2 separate regions of the Homo sapiens genome follow, and region 1 is linked to region 2. The links are chromatin loops, found by intact Hi-C in ENCODE. Cell type or tissue: ascending aorta. All regions are shown on one strand. Each heading gives the region's core, and the rest is flanking DNA. Links, peaks and the distances in the headings are about the cores only. Region 1 has its middle 13 kb from the start of LINC01847. Region 2 overlaps LINC01847 (long intergenic non-protein coding RNA 1847).

Evidence for each region. Hi-C counts contacts between places; a loop is a spot of excess contacts. Peaks named below come from ENCODE experiments on the same cell type or tissue, not always from the same donor. Only the 100,000 strongest peaks of a DNase experiment are listed, where the experiment ranks them.
Region 1: it touches region 2 in a loop (3-fold over the local background); 5 of 110 quality-filtered maps call a loop at or near these places.

Annotation. Positions count from the first base shown.
Region 1 is chr5:159,881,259-159,886,638 of GRCh38, forward strand. It overlaps a transcript of ADRA1B not described here. Among named protein-coding and RNA genes, the nearest start is that of LINC01847, 13 kb to the left of the region's middle. In ascending aorta, for the core only: no CTCF peak of the experiment used is centred there; DNase peaks (open chromatin) are centred at 2,323 and 2,613; H3K27ac peaks cover 3,700 bases.
Region 2 is chr5:159,784,559-159,789,938 of GRCh38, forward strand. The region is part of intron 2 of LINC01847 (long intergenic non-protein coding RNA 1847); the gene reads right to left. Among named protein-coding and RNA genes, the nearest start is that of LINC01847, 84 kb to the right of the region's middle. In ascending aorta, for the core only: no CTCF peak of the experiment used is centred there; DNase peaks (open chromatin) are centred at 2,658 and 2,993; H3K27ac peaks cover 5,000 bases.

The DNA of each region.
Region 1 (5,380 bases), core at 112-5,111, 97 kb after region 2:
AGATTACAGGGTCTTGTGGAATGAGAACAATATCAGAAAGTTCTCTCTCTCTCTCTCTCTCTCTCTCTCTCTCTCTCTCTCTCTCTCTGCCCTTTTCTCCTCTGCCCCTACCCATTCCCATGTTCTCTATATCTACCTTCATTTTGTGTATCTACTACATTCTCTTCTTGGCATGCCAATTTTCTCTATTGCACATGGCTCAACATGGCAGCTGTCCCAAAGACATACCCCCTCACAGCTTCATGTCTGTCAGCATCTAAATGACAGAGGCTCTGTGTCCCAATAGAGAGGAATTGATTGGTCAAGTGGTCACTCCTAGACCTATCAGCAGTGGCTGTCAGGCAGTGGGGAGGAATCTACTGGTACAAAATGTGGCTGTATTAGGCATCTCTTTAGCAAGGATTCGAAGGCTGTCTTAGAGAGGAGGGAAGAATCTTTGGGAAGGAGTATGAGTGAATAGAGTAGAAATGCTGACATCTCTTGTACACCTTTAAATACCAATATTATAAATAGATCTGAGAGGTCAGGACGCTCTCAGAGAAGTATACTATCCTAGGATTTCCGGGCATGGGCTGTAGGGACTGGAGGCTTTCAGAACTTCTTGCACCTCTGAAATTCTGATTCAGAGCCATGAAGTCCTGGAAAGCCTGACTAGTGGCATGGGTGTCCCGAAAAGGGCTCAGGCTTCGCTTTTGCAGAAGGACATTGCACTGGACCTATTTGTGGCTCCTTAGCATCTTGTCAATGATCCTAGCCATCTCTGGAAACACAGAAGGTCCCATCTGCAAGCGCTGAACACAAAAACTGCTCATTTTCTTCCTCCCTGTGTGCATAAAGTTTGTATGTGTGCAGTGCTGAGGCTTATGCAGTAGGGAGGGGATGAAGAGGAGGAACTATGGAAATGTGACTGTTTTGTAAAATAAATTAATAGACTCGTAGGCTAGAAAGTCCCTTACAGATCATCTAGCCATGTAGTCATCAAAGGGTGTGCCTCAGACCTTGAGGGTTCCCCAGAAGAACCTCAAGGACCAAAAGAGGAGGTAGCAGGAAAGTGTACAGGAATCCTTCCTGAGTAGACAGGATTCCACCCACCAGCATCCTCTGGCAGCAGTGCAATCCTGCTGTTCTTAGCTTTATATGTCGGGTTGTTATGTATTGTTTCACTGGTTTATAGGTGAGGAAACTGACTGCAGAGAGGTAGAGCAACTTGCCCACGATCAGATAGTACTGGTTCCCAGCTGTGCTGACTCCCAGAGCCCTCCTTCTGCTGGCACGGGTCATATTGAGACAAAAAAGAGAACAATGATTTCTGACAAGGAAAACTGTCATAAGAGCTAACCATCTGTGTCTTCCACCTGCAGCAAAGCGTCAGGCATTCACTATTGACATGTTTCCATCACCCAATAGCCTGATCATACAGCTGTGCTTGGTAATATCCAAGCTGCAGAACAGGGATGAACTCGTGGCTTCAGGGCTCAAGCTCTCTAAATTGCCAAACTTGCTCCTGGGTGTCTGTTCATTTTGCAATTAGTTAATTGGCAAAGGGACCCTGTAACTGTTAGGGCAATTTAAATGCAATCAACAGAACTCAACTCTAACCAAAGAGAGAGAGAGGGAGAGAGAGAGAATGCTGAGAAGCTCTCCAAACTGACAATATCAAGACGCCATGGCTGGAATAAATGAAGGCCAACCAATCTTCCCAAGATTCAAGGTCCTAGGAGAGGGAGACAGACTGGATAAGCTCAGTTCACATGACCACCTCTTTACTGGCCACTGACATTCTCTTGTGCCAGTTGCTGGTTCTAGGCTTTCCAAGCCACCATGTTTACTGTTACCCTTAAGGCAAGTCTTAACTTGTCACTCAAGCAAGCTCTCTATCTCACAAGTGGCCCTTGCTCCTTCTCTTTTTCCCCCTTCCAACTTGGTTTTTATCATGCCTCCACTCCTACAATCAAAAAACCCACCTCTTTTCAAACTCCCAAGAAGAGTTTCCCTGTGTTCTCAATGTCTTGCAGTCTGGCACGATGATTCTTTTATTTGACTCACACATGTAATTTTTTTACCATGTTCCCTCTTCTAGGAACTTCAGAGAGATTTCTTTGGGATTGAAACAGAGGGCAAGATGCAGAAAGTGTTGAATCCAAAATTACCCCTTCTCTAACAGACTATCCAAGAATTAGACTCAAACTTAGAGTCAGTTCAGTACAAGACTTAAAGGGCAACTCTTGTTGTCCACTTTGGTTGAAGAAATTTAGCCTAGAGCAACAGTCAGTGCCAACATGTTCCCCACTGGTTCTCCTAGAAGGCCTACAGGGACTTCATATAAACAGAATTTCTGTGTCAGAGTCCCTGCAGCAGGACACAAATTAGGCCTTCCCCATGGACTTGGCTGCAAAAATATTTAAACACATAATGTCCAAAGTTACTTCAAGCTCTAAGAGTCTATGACTCCCTGATGATGCAAATGGAATTTATTTCTAAGAAGAGGGTGATGAACATCTTACTCAATGAACCATAATTCACTTTGCCAGATTCCAGAGACTTCCTGACTGGTTCTTGAGAGAACTCCCATGGTGCTGAATATCTGCCACTTGCCTGGGAGTTTATGACATCAGACAGCAGGGTCTAACCTGACTGTTGGAAGGAATTGTTATCTACACTATGAGGCAATAGGCTCATATATACCCTCAATACCAAACACATCACTTTTACTTGACCCAGGCCAATTGACCAGTGGATGAGGGGTTGCCAGTGGTTGAATGAGCTGACTACTTGCGACAGAGAGAAGTGGTCTGTGGCATCGTCTCCACAAGCAGCCTTTGTTATGGCCTAAAGCCAAAAATAAATTAAAAAGAAAAAAATCAAATCAATTATGGATGTAGACTTAAGCTATGCTTCAGGATTGGGATGCAAAAAATAATTGATTGTCCCATGTAAGTGAGGAATATTTTCCCAATCCCTAAATGGCATGCTATTATGTTTGGGGTTGTGTTATGGCTTGAAAGTTCATATGCTGGAAATTTGAAAACTTAATTCCTCATGCAACAGTGTTGAGAGGTGGGACTTTTAAGAGGTGATTAGGTCATGTGGGCTCTGCCCTCATGCAAGGATTAATGCCATTATCCAGGAAGTGGGTTTGTTATTATGGAAGCAGGTTCCTGATAATTGGATGAGTTTGTCCCCCTTCCCCTCTCTTGTGTATGTTCTCTTGCCCTTTCCACTTCCACCATGAGATAATACAACAAGGAGGGCCTCACCAGATTCAGGCCCCTTGATCTTGGACTTCCCAGCCTCCAAAACCATAAAAAATAAATCTTTGTTCTTTATAAATTACCCAGTCTGTGATATTCTGTTATAGCAGTGCAAAACAGACTAAGACAGGTTGTTTCTCCAAAAATGGGAGTGGTTTTTCACCAATCTATCCACACTGGTTCTTCTTTGAAAAAAATGTATCAACTATGTAATCTGTAACCATAAAACACAGAGGAGTTAGCCAAATGAACTAGAAATGTTCAGATCTACCACCCTGCAATGCAAAACACTATTTGAGATGGACTTGCCATCTTGAATAGAGAAAGGCTTCCCATATGTACAACTGAAAAGGCAGATGCTTTGGCACATAATCAACTGTCTCCTCCGCTCAGTTACACAACTCACTGTTGTGAGTGACAGGCTGGAATCTTGAAATTAATTTCCTTTGGCTGGTTCTTAGTAGCTCAGCACACCTGGGAATGTTTGGCTCTTCCACCTGAAGTGTTTGTAAGAGGGAAAAGAAAGTTGGAAGCAGAAATGGTACATTTCAGCTGCCCTCTCATCAGAAGATGCAGGGACCAAATTAGCCCAGCCCACACTGAGAATGCTGAGTAAGATCAGAGTCACAGACTATCAGAACAGGAAAGAGACTGGGAGAGCAAGCAGTCCAAACAAGAAAGTGATGAGAATAACAGTAATAATAAAAATAATAATAGTGAAATTTATTTATTTTTCTGGAGATTTTTGTCAGATGCCTAGCCAGCATCCATATCAGCCTTCTTCCTTCCTAATAGAACCTCAATCAACTTCCCTCCATGTAGCCTCAGGTGAAACTGACTGCAGCCCCCAACTCCAGGGTGAGTTCTATTGGTCAAATGCTGCCTACCAGTGATTGGTCACAACAGGCATGTGACCCAATTCTGGCCAATGAGACATAAGCACATATTTGCTAATGGGATTCTACAAAAAAAGTTTCATTTCAAATAGAGAGTCTCAGAAGAGACATCATTCTTCTTCCTCTGGACACTAACACTAACACATCTAGATGTGATGCCTGGAAGTGATGTAGTCATCCTGCTATCAGCCTAAGGTTGGAGCCAATGCACAGGATCACAAAACAGAAATATGGGGAATCCCAGGTCCTTGATGACACCACTGAGGCACTTATTTAACCAACCTTGAAGACATCCTCTTCCAGAACTTCTTTCTAAATAAAGCTATTACACATTCTTTTTTATGCCACTTTGAGCTGGAGGTTTGATGAGCTGCAACGAAAAACATCCCAAGTTAGACAGTGTTTACCATGAGCCAGCCTTTGTACTTGTAACTCTACAAGCATTGTTGCACTTAACCGTTGTGACAACCTCTGAGAACAATATTATTATTATCCCCATTATACAGTTGAAAAAGACTAAGTCTTAGAGAAATTAAATGACTTTCTCAGAATCAATTCATAGATGGTAGAGACTAGATTCAAAATTTAAGCAGTCTGACTCCAGGGTCTGCGCATTTAATCTCCATGCTATGCAATCCAGAAAAGGGAAAAACTTGCTCCAAAAAGCACAATAAGTTAGTATCATTCAGGGATTAAAAACTGACATCCAGTTGTCTTTCAATGCTTAAGTAATGGTGATGATTTTGGAGAGCAGGAGCTAGTGTAGCCAGTGCCATCACCTTTAACCAAGGCATCCTTTCTCAAGGGACCCATAGTCTGCCTTAAATGTCTGGCTCTTTTTTCTAATCTTTGATCACATTCTCTGTTTGTCTATGCTCATCTCCCTTCCACCTTCTTCTTCATTTCTGCCTTTTCAGCTCATTAATTGACTTTTTGTAGCCATTAAAGAGAGACATGTGAATCTCCTGGAAAATCCCCCATGACAGGAGCAAGATCCTTGCCAATGAGGAGTTCTCACCAGCAAGGAAATTAAGCTGTCTGCTGGGGGCATGGAGGATGAGTTGGCAGGTCTCCCATGCTAATTGATTTCATCTTGATTCAGTGAGTCTCCCAAGCCAGGTGACAACTCAGCAGTGCCCAGAAGTTCCAGGCCTAGAAAGAAAGCAAATACTTGAAGCTGCCTCTTGCTAAGGATGAGTCACAGGGGGCTCTGCCATAGGGACCTCATAGGCC
Region 2 (5,380 bases), core at 237-5,236:
GATTAGAAAAAAAATAATGGGGCACAGCTTCAAGGAGTGTCCCAGGAGGTATCCCTGAATATTCATTCAAGGCTTTTGAGAATCTGCGAGTATATCCTGGAGTGCCAGCAAATGGGCAACTGCCCCAAAGTAGAACTGATGGCTGATTCCAGCATTTTTGCAAGGGACTCCCTTCTTCCTTAATGCCCACCCTACCCTGACTCTGAAGGAGCCAGCCACAGAGAGTTGAAAGAAAGTTCAGTACAAGTGAAAAAAGATACCATGTGCTCCCTCCCAACCCACAACAGATCCCTATAGCCTGAGTTGGGGTTGGGGGGACTTTGAATAGGATGGGAGACTGAAGTCTGGTATAACCTTGAAGGACCATTTAGCATCTGAAATTGAGTATAAATGCCAAAAGTAAGACAGAATAGGGATCCCCTTTTTTAAGAGCCTGCAGATCCCAAATCCTGATTTCCTTCAGGGGAAATCCCAGGCACCTAGCTAGTCCAAGAAAGAAATAATTTCTTAAACACAAAAGTAATAGTAGCCTAAAACAATAGCTAAGAAAGTTACAGTCCAAGAGATGTTTCCTTTCCCTATAGAACCTCAAGATAATATCTTCACATGTGTCCTTCAGTTGTCTTTCAGAAACTCAACCCCCACTGAACAGATCCAGTGACATGTAGATCTCAGATAAGGAGAAAATAATGACTAAACTTTAACCAGCATTCTTTATTCTAAGTGTCTTCCTGGGGTGGGGGCTTAGAAAAAGTCACACCCCCTAGCCAGTTAACAGTCTTCCACTGACCTCAAATTTTTAAACAAAGTTTTTCTTCCCTAACCAATTACAAATCATAAAGTCTTTAAATCTACCTATGACTTGTAAGCTCTACTTCAACATATCTCACCCTTTTAGGTCCAATGTGTTACCTTCATGTATTAATTTATGATTCATACTGTGACTTCCGCTTTCCTGTAGTTTACCCCTGCCTTTAAAAATCCTTGCCTACAAGCCATCAGGTAGGTCAGGATTTAAACATTCAACAGTTTGGACCCCCTCGCTTGGTCCCCTACAATAAAAACCTTTTGTTCCATCACTACAAACCTTGGGGTAGATACCTGGTTTTACTAAGCCAGGCAAGCTGACTCGAGTTTGGTTCCTAACAAAAACAGTACTTGTTAAGCTAAACTGATGAGAAATAAAAGTATGAATCTGTCCGATAAGTCATCCAGGGGCTGGAGGGAGTTAGCAGAGTGTTTGGAAGTGCAGCATTTGGAGAGAAAGAGAAATCCATTTCCTGTCTGTGTCCCTGTTGAGTTCAGTCCACTCAATAAACTGTTTCCACATATTAAGGGCTGGACTCTGGGACCGGTATATGGCTCAGCAGTCAGATGACAGCAGTTATTACCATTATTTTTATCTTAACTTTCACTGAAGGTGGATTTAGACCTTTTAAGTTAATCTACAGAAATACAATATACCTAGTAAATGAGAGAGTGGAGAGACTTCTTATCCTGTTTTTAAATTTTTTTACATTCCTGTCTCCACAGGTGAATTTGGAACCATCTTCAGAATCAGGCTGCCGTGCTGTCTGTCAATGTATTGTAATTGAGACCTGCAAGGGCTCTTCTCACACCTGGGAACATCATGGTGACATTGCATCTGCCACCAGCTCCAGCCCCAGGAAGGTAGCATGTGAGGACAGGTGTGGCTAGTTATCATCCCGACGCCTGGTTAAGGCATAATAAAAATCAGATGCTGTTGGCCTCCCATCGGAACAGGGTCCCCAAAATGCTCAGAGCCCTCTTCTCATTGTTTTCATTGTTCCTGCCTCAAAATCTTCTTATCCCAGATCTCTTTTCCTCCAGGTCCTGCTCTCTGCTTTCCTAGCCTGTCTGATAAACCAAGCCTTTTGTTGACATAGCTTCAAAAGGCCAGGGGCCCCAATTCAAATCCTTGTTCTTCCATTTACTACCAGGAAGCCTTAGCCAATTATCTTCCTCTCACCTGACTTCTGCTTCCCACCTGTAAAATGGGAATGGTGACAGCTGCCCTATTGACCAGGTGCCACAGTGTTATTCTAGGGTTCATTTGCAGTTGTAGATGTGGGAGGGCTTAGGAAAACTTTAAAGCGCCATATAAATGATTATCAAGGATCTCAAGAATGTAATGTCTTCATCTCTTTTGCCCAGATAACACTCTACATGTGAATAGGTTGGACCTCAATGCGTTTCAAAGGTAGAATTCTAGAAATATGACAGGGTCAGTGTGAAACACGTTTTTGACAAACCCCAATCTGTCCCAGTAACTGATTAAAGATGCAGTTGGGCTTTGGACTAAAATCCCTATAGACATAGTATTTGATCTAGCCCATTCAGGCTCTGCCCCAAATTTACTGTTAAGAAAAAAAAAAACTATCAAAATAGGAGGTTTCTTTGGAACTTTCTCCCTCTTACGAAAACAGTCCCCAGGCTGGGCACTGTCGGTGCCTCTAAAACAGTCAATATTGTGGCTCAGCCCTGCCCTCCTGTTGAGTAAGGATTGCATCTACCGGATGTCCCTTGCCAGTCTCCTTGATTGCTGGTCTGGTCGGATTCACCTGTGCGGTACCCTGCACTGGCCCAGAATCTTCCAAGAGGAAGCCTTTGTCCTCAGGGCCGACAAGCAGGACAAGGGCTCGCAAGCCAAAAAAAACATTTCCATGGGCCCCCAAGAAATAACATCCAAGTCCAGTTGTGGCTCCAGACTGAATCGAGCAATCAAATCCACATTTGCCCCTGCCCAAAACCTCAGAAATGTTAACATCTTACACGTGTCAAAAGGGTTATTTATGAAACTATTTGCTTGTCAACCCCAGGAGGACATTCTGTACTTTTTCCCTGGAATACTGTATATTTACGAGCCATGGCTCAAAAACTAACTTTGGCAGGAATATTTATCCAAGAAACATTCTATCAACCCCTTGCAAAGCACAGCCTGCGCTCAGTCACTAGCGCGTGGCAGCTGGGCCGGGTCCTGGTACAGAGCTGGTCTATGGCTCACTGTCTCAGGGAATGAATTCCAGATGTGTGCTTCTTCAGGGGTAGGATTGCAATTTCAGATAAGAAGCTTGCTTTTTTTTTTCCTTACTTTTTCATTTTTTTTTTAACTTCCCTTCCCAATCTAGAAGCGTGCTCAAATAATTAGCCTTGATTGTGTGGAGCATGCAGCCTATTTGTCGTCTCCTGCATTAGATATTTGATGTGTTATCACCCTCCTCTCTGACCGCGTAAAGTCCCTCAGTTTGCAGAGCTAAGCTTCTGATGTCCCTGTTTTAGGATCCAGTTGTCTATTGCTAGCATGTGACACATAGAGAATCACTTAGTGGGAGAGCAGAAGGCCTAGTGCCATGTGAATAGGCTCTAGTCTGAGACAGTAAAATACCTGCCAGGAACTGTTGCCATCAGACTTCCCTAGGAACTGGTGTACCTCCAACGTGGCCCTGCCATCAGCTTCATCAGCCAATAGAGTCTTCTGCTGACAGGGGCCCCAAGCCCAGCCATCATCACAGCAGTTTCCTTGCTTTCCCATGAGTTTGGCCAATCAACTTACAATCCATTTTTCTGCTCTCTTCGGGGTTGAAGGGCCCAAGGCAGGAGCAGTCTCTGAGTGTGTGTATGCTGTCCAGTGACAGGTAAAAGGAGACAAGGACATGTATATGGGGACCTAGAGAGACAGAAAGATCAGAGTAGCAGAGAGATCTTGACACTTAGAGACATGACTGTGGGATTGATTCTTATGCAACCTCTGTAACATTTTTCTACAGCTGAGATGCCTATTTATTCTTAAGTCTCCTGAACCTTGATTAAAGACCTATTCCTAAATGTCTTGGTCCACAGCATTTTTAGAGATAAAATAAAATCCCTTTAGCTAATTTTTCTTTACCATGCCATATGGTAGTATACTAAAATATTATTATCATTGTTGCTGTTTATTAAATATTTGGCATTTGGTATACTCTATCTGTGGTTCTTAAAAACTGCAAAGATTTTATCATCCCTAATTTACAGGTTTAAAAATGCCAAGGCAGGGAGAGGTTATGCAGTTTTCCAACAGTCACAAAGATGATTGTAAGGGAGCTGGTATTTGAACCCAGAATTTACTGGTTCTTTCACGTGACAGAAGAGAAAAGAACTAAGAAGTTGAAGGAAGGAAAGGGGGTGAAAGTTGAAGTATAAAATAGAACCATCAACTCTTGAGAGTTTGATATTGTCTTCCCTGAGCTGCCCTTCCAGCCTCAGTCGACCTTCCCGAGTGAGGCACGCCATCTGAAGGTCATGTCCCTGTAAGGAGGCTCCAGTGTGCACATCCAAGAGGGCTGAGGGCGGGAGGTCTCTGTGGGGGAGGCTTCCATGTCCTCCTTAGGCTTTTTGGCAGTGGAGACACCAGCAGATCCAGCAGGGGGTTATTTGGGGCCAAGTCAAGAATCTAAAATTCCTGAAAGCTTCTGGGGCTGGTCACTGGGACTCAAACTCCCCTGAAGACCTCTCCTAACCAAGATCAGGGCACAGAACCAAGTTGTCTCTGTACTCATTCCCCTCCCGCCCAAAGCAGACACCTTCTTGGCAGGGAGCACTGCCTCCTGAAAAAGAAAGGTCCATGGAGCCTCGGGCCACCGTTCAGGGTCAGGAGGCTATGGGAGGTCTCCCCAGGGGTGTAAGGGCAGCCCAGGCTATAAACCCCAGACCTGGGTGTGGGCACAGAGCCAGCAGACTCACCTAAGGAGCAGGGACAACAGGAGAAAGGACTGCTTGAAGAAAGACCTTGGGCAGCCTTAGACCTCTCTGGGGAGTGGGGCGTCATCCAAATACAGTTTGTTTCATGGAGTCACCAGAACTGCATTTCTGAGTCTCCACATCCTTATGAGTTTTAACAGAGATGTAAGATTGTATCATAAAAGCCCCATCCTTAAAGTAAAGCCCACTCTCTTTCTTATCCTTATTCTGCTGATGTGTTAACTTGTCCATGCCTCTGGGCCCCCCTGCCTTTGTCCTCTTCCCTGAACAATGGAAGGAATACTTTATTCCCCTGTATCAGAGGGTAGAACTTGTGGATTTGAGCTCTTCATTCAGAGAGGTCCCTTTACTTCTTGGATGAGTTACTTCATCTTGGTTTCCTCATCCCTTAAAATGGGAATAATGACATAACTACTCCATAAAGATGTTGTGAGAATAAACCACAACATGAATATAAAGAGATTTGGTTCTTGGCACATAAAAAATGCTCAATAACTCTGAGCTGTTTTTTAAAAATTAATTTAACTTCCTGGAGAAAAAAATAAAACCATGGTAATGGCAACATGCTTGGACACTGTTAACTAAAGTGAGGGATTATTAATCTCTATATACAGATAGGTAA